Linked DNA regions of Homo sapiens: region 2 is linked to region 1. A link is a contact called in ENCODE Hi-C or POLR2A ChIA-PET data. All regions are on one chromosome and are shown on one strand. The core of a region is the stretch at or near the end of the contact, and the rest is flanking DNA. Distances in the headings are between cores, read along the strand shown. Region 1 has its middle 86 kb from the start of BCAS1-AS1. Region 2 has its middle 130 kb from the start of ZNF217.

Region 1 (6,365 bases), core at 2,829-5,328:
TTCTTTACACATTACCTAGTCTCTGTTATTTCATTATAGCGGTGTAAAAATTGACTAATACCTGTACATACTATTATTATCCCCATTTTACAGATGGAAAAACTAAGGGCTAGAGATATATTGTGACAGGCTCAAGCCCATATAGCTGCAAGTGGCAGCACCAGGATTTGAACCTCCATTGTCCATCACCAGAGCTCGTGTCTGTACCACCAGACTCTCCTCATCCTCATCGTAATGACTGACTTTCTCCCCACTGGACTGAGGGAGAGGACTGGGGTCTTCGCTACGCTAAAGTATATCTGCAGTTCCTACTGCAATGGTATCTGGCACAAAGAAGGCGCCAAATGCATTTTTGTTTATTGGCCTTGATGAAAGGAAGGAGGTGCTGGCAAAATATCAACGGATGCGTGATCTTTTAAAAAATGTTTTGAATCATTGCTAATTAAGCAGCTCAAGAATTGATTAAAGGGATGGAACATAGAGCCAAGAGGAAAAAATATGCAAGAATGGAACTTTAATGAATCCATTCAGAGGGGTGTGTGGGCAGAGAGTCACCACGGGATATGGTATCTGGCTTTTCCCAGAAAAACTAGTTCAATGACAAAACAAATGATCATAGTGACATTCTTTGCATTTTGATATTCTTAGATTGGTGGGCAAGAAGGAAACATTAGGAAAAAGAGAAAAACTACAGTCATTGCAACATGCTGGAAGGCATTGAATACACAGACCTTTGGCTAAACAGTTGTGGTCTTTATAATTTTAACATTCATTTGCTACTTCATTGACTATTTACTATGTCTTTAGTGTGTGTGCGTCAATGCTCTAGGGAACAAAACAAAGTTGCTGACCACCTGGAGTTTATAGATGAGCCACGCAGGCTGATATGGTAGCCACAGGCCTCAAGTGGCCACTGAGCACTTGAATGGGGCTGGTCGGGACTGAGATATGCTGTGAGAGTAAAACACACACTGGATTTCAAAGACTTAGTTCAAAAAATGAATAAAAAATATCTCATTAACAATTATTTTATGTTGATTACATGTTAAAATGATAATATTATGGACATACTGGGTTTAATGAAACACTACTATTATAATAAATATAATAGTATTCATTTTCTTTTTACCTTCTTTTTTTTTTTTGAAATGAGGTCTCACTCTGTCATCCAGGCCGGAGTGCAGTGGTATGATCACGGCTCACTGCAGCCTTGACCTCCCTGAGATCAAGCGATCCTCCCACATAAGCCTCCTGAGTAGCTGGGACTACAGGTGTGTACCATCATGCCCAGCTAGTATAATTTTTGTATTTTTAGTAGAGATGGAGTTTCATCATGTTCCCCAGGCTGGTCTCGAACTCCTGAGCTCAAGCTCTCTGCCTGCCTTGGCCTCCCAAAGTTCTGGGATGACAGGAGTGAGCCACCACGCCTGACCTCTTTTTACTTTCTTAATATGACTCCTAGAAAATTTTAAATTTCCTGTGTGGCTTGCATTATATTTCTGTTGGGTAGCACTGTCCTAGAGGTGTATAAGCTAGTAAATAATACATATATTAATATAATACTTCATAGTGATGAATGCTTTGAAGAAAGTGAACAGGACAAGAAAATGGAGCCATATGGGAGGTGAGGGCTCTGGCAGTATTTCATAAGGGGCTTCCATGGAAGTCTTTTCTGAAGAGGTAATATTTGATTATCCAAAGATGCAAGGTCGGGCATGGTGGCTCATGCCGGTAATCCCAGCATTTCGGGAGGCCAAGGTGGGCAGATCACCTGAGATCATGAGTTCAAGACCAGCCTGGCCAATATGGCAAAACCCCGTCTCTACTGAAAATACAAAAACTAGCTGAACATGGTGGCACATGCCTGTAATCCCAGCTACTTGGGAGGCTGAGGCACGAGAATCGCTTGAACCTGGGAGGCGGAGGTTGCAGTGAGCCAAGATCACGCCACTCTGGCCAAAAAAAAAAAAAAAAAAAAAATGCAGATAAATCTTGATTCCTAGAGAAATTGCTTAGACTCTGTTTTTTCATTGTGTCACCAGCTAAAATAGTCAACGAATAATCATAGAGAAACTGAGGGGGTTAAAAAATGTGGAAATAGTTTGTACCTTCTTCTGTGATGGCCTGACAGGCTTACAAGCCAGGAATAATTATTTTTCTCTTGTAAACAGTCAGCAAATGTTCAGAGAACCATCTTATTTAGGCACAAGTAATAAAAATCTTACAAATAGATTTTTCCTTCCCTGTAGCTATTTGTAGCTACATTATCCGTTTTTATTTATTTCTGATAAAACAACACCCATGTCTGATGATGGAGGGGGGTGGGGAAACCATAAGCAGAACTTCATGTTCCTCAAGGGTCTAGCTTAATTCCAAACAATAATTGTGTTTCCTGTCTCAGCAGGATAAATGTACAGCACAGGAAATTCTGTATAGAGTGGGCAGAGGCACTTTTCAAATTTCCCATATGAAGAGTATGCTATTATTGGAGTAGGGTAATTTGAGCACCTCTCACAAGTATAGTATAAAAAGTTAAACCCAGATTAGAGAGTTCTGCCCAGGGGAAACGAAAGTAAACAAAAATTGAAGCAGTGAACTGTTGAAACTCTAAATGCCGTTGAACTTTGAGCATGAAGAAGCCCTCCAAACAGCCCGTGCACACAGTCAGAGAGCTGTTGTTAACTCAGATTCTATCATTTACAGGTGCCCCATGTTCATGACATGTTAATTAGGCTTGACAATAAACTCAGCATTTGTTTCATATTAGAACAATGAGATTTTATACATGACTCAAGGGCTATATTTAGTGAATTCAAATCCAATAAAATAAATTATTTCAATGCTTCTACATTCATATTTGGGAACCCTAAGTATACCACAGATCATATCATGCTGTTGACACCAAACCTCACGCACCAAAACCTTGAAATAGACCAGATAACCTAAACTGTGGGAATTAGGACTGTTCCTACCACTTAAGAAAGAGTTCTCCTGCGTTTGCTATATTTCCAGAACTTGGCTTTACATGAATCAAAGACATGAGATCTCTTCCCCCATTCTCCACTTACTCCCCAAATGAAAAGAAAATGAAAGAAAGGCCAAAGAGTATTTTCTTTATTTTCTAAAATTATTTCCAACTTTTCCTAGTGACTCTTAAAAATAGAAATGTGGCCAGTGGCTTACTGGTCGGATCCTGAGCCGATGATTCATTGCCATGAGACGTTATTTCGTGAGACATTCTCTAAGGGAATCCAGGGAAAGAATTCTGTCCTAGTCACTCACATATTATGCTTTTAAGAATGAGGTGTGGCCAGAGTTCTCAGAGATCCTTGAAGAGAAAATTATTTTCATTGTTTTTTCTGTTTGTTAGCACTTTAAAACTTAAAAACAGTTGGGATAATTCTACTCACTGTGTGGGGGACAGCATGGTGTGTTTGAAGACGTGCCCGGAAGAGCACAAAAAGTGACTCTTTCTCTCCCCCATACCACACACTCAAATATATGTCACCTCTCTATCTCACTCACGATTCACGCATCTGCAAAAGTTCACAGATAGCAAATTGGCTCTCCAATCAAAATAACAATGCCAGTAAAGAAACCTCAAAGGGTCCAGAAACAAACATTCAAACAACAGGGTCCTACGAAAATTTCATTAGAGAGGAAATAGGTCCTTAGAACAGAACAAAACTAAACAGAAACTCTGAAGGAAGATGAGAAAGAATACTATGAATGTGGTTAGCTAGAAAGCTATTCAACAGCTTCCTTGCTTCCCTAATATCCAGCTGCAGGAATATGCCAAGGGGAGAAAAAAAAATCTTTCTTAGTCCTACTAAACGTAGGAAAAGTGCTATTCTGACTCCAAAGCTGAGCTGTAGATGGCAGTGAGTGGGTGGGAAGGGAATGTGAGCCGTCCCTAACAACAACAGAAAGCCTTCTGCTAGTATCCGTTCCCAAACTATAAACACTCAGAGACTCCTCGCCAAGCACATAATAAAAATTTCACCTCCCCCCCCAACCATGGTTTCCTGTAGTTTGTACTATTCAAATGCAAATTGTGATGAATATCAGCGTGGACTCTCCAACTTAAAGAACTCTGATTTTTTTTTTCATAAGTATCCAAAGCTTCCCACTGAGAAGAAAGCATCATTTAGGAGATACTCAACTGGTTGAGAAATATATGTGCTTATTTTAGAATTGGCACAAGAATATGTAAAATGATCCACTGATAATGATCACCCTAAGGGATGTCACACCCAAACGCCTATTTTTGCAAACAGAAAAGGAACAAATACAGCATTCTTTACTGAAAACTCTAAAGGAGATCCTGCACCATAAATTACAGACCTAATCTAAGAGTCAAGCAATGTTTACTCTAAAAGGTGACATTCCGAAATTTTCCTACAATCGGATTAGATGGAAGAGCACATTGTCTTTCTTTCACTTGGGAAGTAAGCCCTACCATAATTCTCTTTTAAGGGATGAATCATAGAGCCCCCACATCTGACAATGGATTAAGTCATTTGTTTTGTTTCTGGGATATATTCTACCCTTCACTACAACTGGGATCTACAATTTGTTCTAACATTTTCTGGCAATTTCTGATTTGTTCAGACAAAGACCAGAAGCTTAAGTCCCACGGAATTAACTGGTTGGATTATTACCAAGGTGGAACAGAGCCAGAAGGTTGAGAACATACACATCGTGTGCTCTTGGGACATAATATCTGCCTTCGCAAGGATGGTATCATTTCTCAGCCTCTCACCCACCAGTTAGCTCAACGAACTGGAAATGTTTTTCTTTCCTTTCCCTTTTTTTTCCCTAATTTTTTAACAGCAGGAACAGAATAAACTGGTAATAAATCAGGCAAGCAATATTTTTTTTTTTGCTTCTTGGAACATACTAGAAAATAATAGTAACTTATTTGTTACAACACTTATATCTCTACATTAACCAACAAGCCAAAAAGAAGATGAAAGAAAAAATTAAGAAGAGACAAAGAGGGAGGAGGATGGGGAGGAAGAAAGAAGGAGGGAGGGAGGGACAGAGGGAAGGAGGGAGGGAGGGAAGAGGGAGGGAAGAAGAAAGGAAGGGAGGAAATTTTCTGATTCTAAAAAATCAGAAGTCACCAAAGTAGCTTTCATATTCAACTAATTGAAGAGTATGTTTAAATAATATTCCATTTGCCTAGTACTTCACAGTTTCACATACATCAGCAATTGGTTGCCTGATATCATTTATCATCTTTTATACTGGAGGAAACCAATGATTTCAAAGATTAAATAATTTAAGAATGATCATGTACCTAGTACAATATTGAGCCAAAATAAAACTTGGTATTTCAGTCTGCTATGGTTTGAGTGTTCGTCACCTCCAAAACTCTTGTTGAAACTTAATTGCCGATGTGGCAGTATTGAGGGGTTGGACCTTTAAGAGGTGATTAGGTCACAAGGGCTCTGTCCTCATGAATGAATTAATTCTTTCATGGATTAATGGGCTAATGGGTTGTTATGGGAGTGGAACTGGTGTCTTTATAAGAAGAGGAAGAGAGACCTGAGCTAGAATGCTCAGCCTTTGTGCCATGTGATCATGTGATGCCCTGTGCAGCCTTGCGGCTCTGCAGAGGCCCCATCAGCAAGAAGCCTCTCACCAGATGACTCTCCTCAACCAGCTTCTAGAACTGTAAGGAGTAAATTTTGTTTCTTATAAATCACCCAGTTTCAAGGATTGTGTTACAAGCAATGAATCAGACACAGTCTTAGTTAATAGTTAATAGTAATAGTTAATAGTTTTCATCATGACACTAGAGAGCTTTCATTTATTCTGGTTCTGCTACGATACTTACATTAATCTCACATTTTCACAGGTATTTCCCAGTTTTTATGAACCCTCTCCCAAAATTATTTTGTGAGAAATTAAAGCACTGCACAACGTTGCAGCCACTGAAATTGTTCATAGTACAGATCGCATCTGTAGATCCATCTCCTTCTGCTTTGCTCAGAAAACACATTGACTTGGGTGGTGGGCCTGTCTTCCTACCCGGTTTCTCTTTTTTTCTTTTCTTTTCTTTTTTTCTTGAGACAGGGTCTCACTCTGTTGCCCAGGCTGGAGTGCAGTGGTATAATCACAGCACACTACAGGCTCTATCTCTTGGGCTCAAGCAATCCTCCTGCCTCAGCCTTCCAAGTAGCTCATCTACAGGCATGCACCACCACACCTGGCTATTTTTTTTTTTTTATTTTTAGTAGGCACAAGGTCTCACTATGTTGCCCCAGGCTGGTCTCCAACTCTTGAACTCAAGAGATCTTCCTGCCTCAGCCTCCCAAAGTGTTGGGACTCTAGGCATTAGCCATCCTGCCCTGTCTTGC
Region 2 (6,467 bases), core at 512-3,011, 110 kb after region 1:
AAATGAAACAGTGGCTTAAGCATAGAAAGGTTGTTTCCTTCATATAACAAGAAGTCCAGAGGTCAGCTCCTGCTGGTTTGATTCATTGGTTCGAGGATGCAAAGGATGAGATTTCCAATATTTTCTCGGACTTGCCCTCTTAGTCACAAAATTGCCACTTAAGCTCCACCAATCATTCCCATATTCCAGGCAGATAAAAAAAAGAAAAGTAGAAGGCAAAATGGCACCTGCCCAAGAGATAAAGCCTAGGCCGGGCATGGTGTCTCACACCTGTAATCCCAGCAGTTTGGGAGGCTGAGGCGGGCAGATCAGCTTGAGGCCAGGAGTTCAAGACCAGCCTGGCCAAAATGGTGAAACCCCGTCTCTACTAAAAATATAAAAAATTAGCTGGGTGTGGTGGCACACAACTGTTATCTCAGCTACTGAGGAGGCTGAGGCATGAGAATCACTTGAGCCTGGGAGGTGGAGGTTGCAGTGAGCCAATTGATATTGCACCATCACTACACTCCAGCCTGGGCGATACAGTGAGACCCTGTCTCAAAAAAAAAAAAAAAAAAAAAAGGAAGATAAGGCCTTTTTACAGAGCATTCCCACATGTCTCATCTGTATCTGCTTTCACTTCAGAAGTCACCCCTATTGGCAAGTGAGACTAGGATATAGATATATTTAACTGAGGACATTGCTGACCCCAACAGTATGGTGGCTCTGTTCACAAAGAATAGGGATGGTGGGTTGGCAGGTAACATTCTCTGCCACACTTCAAGTTATCTGTTTATGTCTATCACTTCATATCTTTTTTTTTTTTTTTTTTTTTGAGACAGAGTATCACTGTCGCCCAGGCTGGAGTACAGTGGCATGATTTCAGCTCACTGCAACTTCCAACTCCTGGTTCAAGCAATTCTCCTGCCTCAACCTCCTGAGTAAATGGGATTACAGGTGCGTACCACCATGCCCAGCTAATGTTTATATTTTTAGTAGAGACAGGGTTTCACCATGTTGACCAGGCTGGTCTGGAACTCTGACCTCAGGTGATCTGCCCACCTTGGCCTCCTAAAGTGCCAGGATTACAGGCATGAGCCACTGTGCCCAGCCAATTCATATCTATATCTTTAAATATTTATGCCTTATTCCAGGGGTTGGCAAACTAAGCCTACTGCCTGTTTTGAGAAATAAAGTTTTATTGGAAAACAGCCATGCTCATTCATTTACATATTGTGTATGGCTGCTTTCACAGGGCAAGGCAGAGTTTAGTAGTTGCTACAGAGAGGCCAGGTGGGCGCAGTGGCTCACGCCTGTAATCTCAGTACTTTAGAAGGCAGAGGCAAGAGGATCACATGAAGCCAGGAGTTCAAGACCAGCCTGGCCAACATGGCGAAATCCCGTCTCTACTAAAAATACAAAAATTAGTCAGGTGTGGTGGTGCAGGACTGTAATCCCAGCTATGGGCTGAGGCACAAGAATCATTTGAACCCGGTAGGCGGAGGTTACAGTGAGCCAAGATCACACCATTGCACTCCAGCCTGAGCGTCAGAGCAACACCCTGTCTCAAAAAGAAAAAAAAAAAAAGTTACTACAGAGGCCATCTGGCCTCCAAAGCCTAAAATATGTTTTTTTTTAATAGTTAATATCTCACCATTTACCAAAAAATGTTGCCAACTCCTCTTTTATTCTATTTCTTTTTGTCTTTGGAAAAACAAATTGTACCTCACTGTGACTCATTCACTGAAATGAGAATAGACCCAAATATAGTAGGTAAGACAGGAAGCAATCCTCCGTCATAATTTTAGTGTCTCTTTGTCATTCGTGCTGTGGCTCCAATTAACAAAGACCATTCAAAGAGCATATGAGATTTAATAGGCGTTTCCACTGTGATTTGCTGCAAGGTCTGAGCAATTTGATGTCATTTTTCAATATCTCTCACAACAATGGCAATCATTTTCACTAAAGAATAAACACACTTTTTGACTCCAGATGCCCAGAGACATTCCAGAAGACTCACACACAGGAACAATCTAAAATTATTCAGCTTTGGCCAGGTGTGGTGGCTCACTCCTGTAATCCCAGCACTTTGGGAGGCCGAGGCAGGCAGATCACCTGAGGTTGGGAGTTTGAGACCAGCCTCATCAACATGGAGAAACCCTGTCTCTACTAAAAATACAAAATTAGCCGGGCGTGGTGGCGCATGCCTGTAATCCCAGCTACTCGGGAGGCTGAGGCAGGAGAATCACTTGAACCTGGGAGGAAGAGGTTTTGATGAGCCGAGATCACACTATTGCACTCCAGCCTGGGCAACAAGAGCGAAACTCCATCTCAAAATAAATAAATAAAATAAAATAATTCAGCTTTGTACTCTATAGAAACATCACATTCAAAGGCAACTTTGTATGTGTGGGGATAATTACAAGTTTGATGGTAAGTGCAGGTTATCTGAGGAATAATTTCTGTGAAGAATTATACAGAAGTATACAGAGTGTTGATTGAAGAATATCTTTTTTTTTTTTTTTTGAATCTCACTCTGTCACCAGGCTGGAGTGCAGTGGTGCAATATCGCCTCACTGCAACCTCCGCCTCCTGGGTTCAAGTGATTCTCCTGCCTCAGCCTCCCAAGTAGCTGGGACTACAGGTGTGCACCACCATGCCTAGCTAATTTTTATATTTTTAGTAGAGACAGGGTTTCACCATGTTGGCCAGAGTGGTCTCAATCTCTTGACCTTGTGATCTGCCCACCTCAGCCTCCCAAAGCGCGGGGATTACAGGCATGAGCCACCATGCCCAGCCGAAGAATATCTTTTTTTTTTTTTTTTTTTTGAGATGGAGTTTCGCTCTTATTGCCCAGGCTGGAGGGCAATGGCGCCATCTCGGCTCACCGCAGTATCTGCCTCCTGGGTTCAAGCGATTCTCCTGCCTCAGCCTCCCAAGTAGCTGGATTACAGACAAGCGCCACCACACCCAGCTAATTTTGTATTTTTAGTAGAGGCAGGGTTTCTCCATGTTAGTCAGGCTGTTCTCGAACTCCCGACCTCAGGAGATCTGCTTGCCTCAGCCTCCCAAAGTGTTGGGATTACAGGCGTGAGCCACCGCGCCTAGCCCAAAGACTATCTTATAGCAAATCTCTACAGATTGAGAAAAATCAAAAGTATTTATGTACCTGTAGGCTTGTAAAAATCTACATGCTATACTTTCATTCAATACTCTATACAGAGCAGACACATTTTTTGCAAAGGATTTGCAACCAAATAACTTTCATAGTTCAAAAAATTTCTGTTTATCAACTTGCTGGCATTGTCATATGGCTATATTATATACAGTTTATAGTTCACGCAACCTGCCAGCTCCAAAATTGTGTTTCTTGACAAATTTGAGGTTTTGGGATTTTTCTTTAGATGGAGTTTCACTGTTGTCACCCAGGCTAGAGTGCAATGGCCCAATCTCAGCTCACTGCAACCTCCACCTCCCAGGTTGAAGCGATTCTCCTGCTTCAGCCTCCCGAATAGCTGGGATTACAGGTTTGTGCCACCACGCCTGGCTAATTTTGTATTTTTAGTAGAGATGGGGTTTCCCCATGTTGGTCAGGCTGATCTCGAACTCCTGACCTCAGGTGATCCACCCGCCTCAGCCTCCTAAAGTGCTGGGATTAGAGGCGTGAGCCACCTCACCAGGCCTGGTGTCTCTTCTTATAAGGACACTAATCCCATCAGATAAAGGCTCCACTCTTATGACTATATTTAACCGTAATTACTTTCTCACTCCAAATACAGTCACATTTGAGGTTAGGGCTTCAACATATGAATTGGGAGGGGACACGATTCAGTCCATAGCAACCTGTAAAACAATAATTTCTCAACAAATGGTAGCTAGTATAATTTTATTATTATTATTAATCATCATCATAGCTTTCAAGAGCAGTCCCCACTCTGAGCTTTGCAGGTTTGTGAGCAGCTCAGACAATTACCCCTAGCTGGGACAGATAGAAAAAGCTCATAAGGTTGGGCATGGTGGCTCATGCCTATAATCCCAGAGCTTTCGGAGGCCAAGGCAGGAGGATCGCTTGCATCCAGGAATTGGCGACCAGCCTGGGCGACATAGTGAGACCCCATTTCCACAAAAAATAAAAAATGAGCCAAGTGTTGTGGTGTGTGCCTATAGTCCCAGCTACTAGGGAGGCTGAAGTGGGAGGATCACTTGAGCCTGGGAGGTTGAGGCTGCAATGAGCTGTGATCACGCCAATGCACTGCAGCCTGGGCAACAGAGTGAGACCCTGTCTCAAAAAAAAAAAGCTCATGAGCTAATGAAATAGTCTTTCTTTCCAAGTGAAATGAAAAACTGGATTTCACAAGTAGCGATCATTGTTTACCAAGAAAAGAAGAAACGATTTTGAAGAATATTGTGAAATGCTGAAAGGCCAGAAAAAAAAAAGTCCTCTTTTCTCATTGGCAGACAGAGGAGATGGGTAAGGTGGCATCTTTCTTCAAAGCCAGTTCAGCCTGGAGATGAATGTGAGAGCTTCAGGGAAAACCAGCTCCTGCTCGGGCCCCCAGAATGATGGGTGAGCTCTGACGGAGACTGAAGCCCACATGAGGCTCTTCTGGTGCCTGCAGTGGATAGACGTGCTGGCTCTCTAAAGAAAGAGCCAGGCAGATGGCTACCAGCTCCAATTACTTTCCAGTCATTTCTCAAGTGTGTAAACTCTCTGGGTGCTATTGTCCTCCGCCCCCCTTTCAGGAGGGTATTAATGCCAGATTAGTGATCTGAAGCAGGCCCTCATGCCTCTGTGGGGCTGCAGACGGGTGCCTCCTTGAACGTGGTGTTTCCAAAACAAGACACTGGCCTCCGAGAATGTGTTTTATCACCTCTCAAGCCTTGAATGGGAAAATTCAGTGGAGATTTGCTTTTCATTATTTTCTCCAAAATGTGTGTGTAACTCCTAGATATTTATTCCCTCAGGAGTACTCCCACACACATGAAATACCGTACAAGTTTATTTGTTGCAGCACTGATTGTAAGAGCACAGGAGCAGAAATTATTTAAATACTCATTCATAGGAGACCGGTGACAGAAATTAATTCATTAAAAGGAATACTATGCAGCAGTTACGGCAAAGAGTGAGGAGGTGCTGGCAGGTACGCAGTGACGCCAAAATCACTGTGAAATAACAACAGCCGGGCATGGAGGCTCGTGCCTGTAATCCCAGCATTTCGGGAGGCCGAGGTGAGAGGATAACATGACATGAGGCCAGGAGTTCGAGACCAGCCTGGCCAACATGGTGAAACCCCATCTCTACTAAAAATACAAAAATTAGCCGGGCATGGTGGCTCATGCCTGTATTCTCAGCTACTTGGGAGGCTGAGGCAGGAGGATCACTTGAACCCAGGAGGCAGAGGTTACAGTGAGCCGAGATCGTGCCACTGCATCTAGCCTGGCGACAGAGGAAGACTCTATCTCAAAAAAAGAAAGAAAAGAAAAGAAAAGAAAATGTACACAATACATACCACAGAGGTTGCTTCCAGATTCATAAAATAACTCGGGAAATATATATGAGAAACTTGAAATAATAAGTTTTCCACAGGGAAGGGACTTGAAAACAGGAGGGAAGACTCAAAACAGGAAGGGACTTGAAAACAGAAGGGAGACTCAAAATCCTTTGTACCTATGAATTTGGTATCATGGCATGTATTCATTAAAAAAACTTATATATATGGTTATCTATACACATACATATATATACATATATATATATATATATATATATATATATATATATATATGTATATATATATAAAAGTTTAAATAGCCAGGCACAGTGGCTCACGCCTGTAATCCCAGCACTTTGAGAGGCCAAGGCAAGCGGATCACAAAGTCAGGAAATCAAGACCATCCTGGCTAACACGGTGAAACCCTGTCTCTACTAAAAATACAAAACATTAGCTGGGTGTGGTGGCACATGCCTGTAGTCCCAGCTACTCGGGACGCTGAGGCAGGAGAATCACTTGAACCCGGGAGGCGGAGGTTGCAGTGAGCCAAGATCGCACCACTACTCTCCAGCCTGGGCAACAGAGTGAGTCTCAAAAAAAAAAAAAAGTTTAAATAATACCTCCCAAAATAAAATGTATGATTATTATTGTATGTATTATTAATTATTATAATATTAAAGCATTGAGGAAGAATGGGAAACATCGTAAACTCTTCTATCTTCTTTGTAGTTCCTTTGGTAGTTTTAGTCTGAAATAATTTGATTTTTACAGACCTACAGCGTTCCCACGGGCCATTCACCCAACTTCCCTAATTATTAACATCTTACGTAATCCTAAGTCATTTACTAAAACTAAGAAATTTACATTGATGAAATACTATTCACTCAGCTTCAGACTTTATTCCAATTTCACCAGCTTTTCAATTAATGTCCTCTTCCTATTCCAGAATCCCACCCAAGACACCACACTGCGCTGAGTCTTCACATCTCCTTGCCT

Evidence for each region. Hi-C counts contacts between places; a loop is a spot of excess contacts on that map. ChIA-PET counts read pairs that join two places held with the same protein, here RNA polymerase II (POLR2A). Pooled maps may share reads with other maps.
Region 2: a loop to region 1 is called in a map of endothelial cell of umbilical vein, with 6 times the contacts of the local background. The contact joins two enhancer-like sites. A Hi-C loop is called at or near these places in 10 of 168 maps with a recorded cell type or tissue (B cell, Calu3, MCF 10A and 7 more), 5 of 37 single-sample maps with no recorded cell type and 11 of 50 pooled maps. POLR2A ChIA-PET finds 5 or more read pairs at or near these places in 18 of 52 experiments (A549, A673, AG04450 and 14 more).

The regions. Positions count from the first base shown.
Region 1 is chr20:53,826,433-53,832,797 of GRCh38, reverse strand. No RefSeq gene overlaps it. Among named protein-coding and RNA genes, the nearest start is that of BCAS1-AS1, 86 kb to the left of the region's middle. RefSeq lists a cis regulatory region at 2,619-2,632 and enhancers at 2,554-2,698, 3,965-4,074. Within about 2 kb of position 4,078, at least 28 of the 41 ENCODE cell types and tissues checked have a DNase peak (open chromatin) inside an H3K27ac peak, as active enhancers do; they include B cell, PC-3 and Panc1, where a contact is called at or near this core.
Region 2 is chr20:53,716,501-53,722,967 of GRCh38, reverse strand. No RefSeq gene overlaps it. Among named protein-coding and RNA genes, the nearest start is that of ZNF217, 130 kb to the right of the region's middle. Within about 2 kb of position 1,761, at least 4 of the 41 ENCODE cell types and tissues checked have a DNase peak (open chromatin) inside an H3K27ac peak, as active enhancers do; they include B cell, PC-3 and Panc1, where a contact is called at or near this core.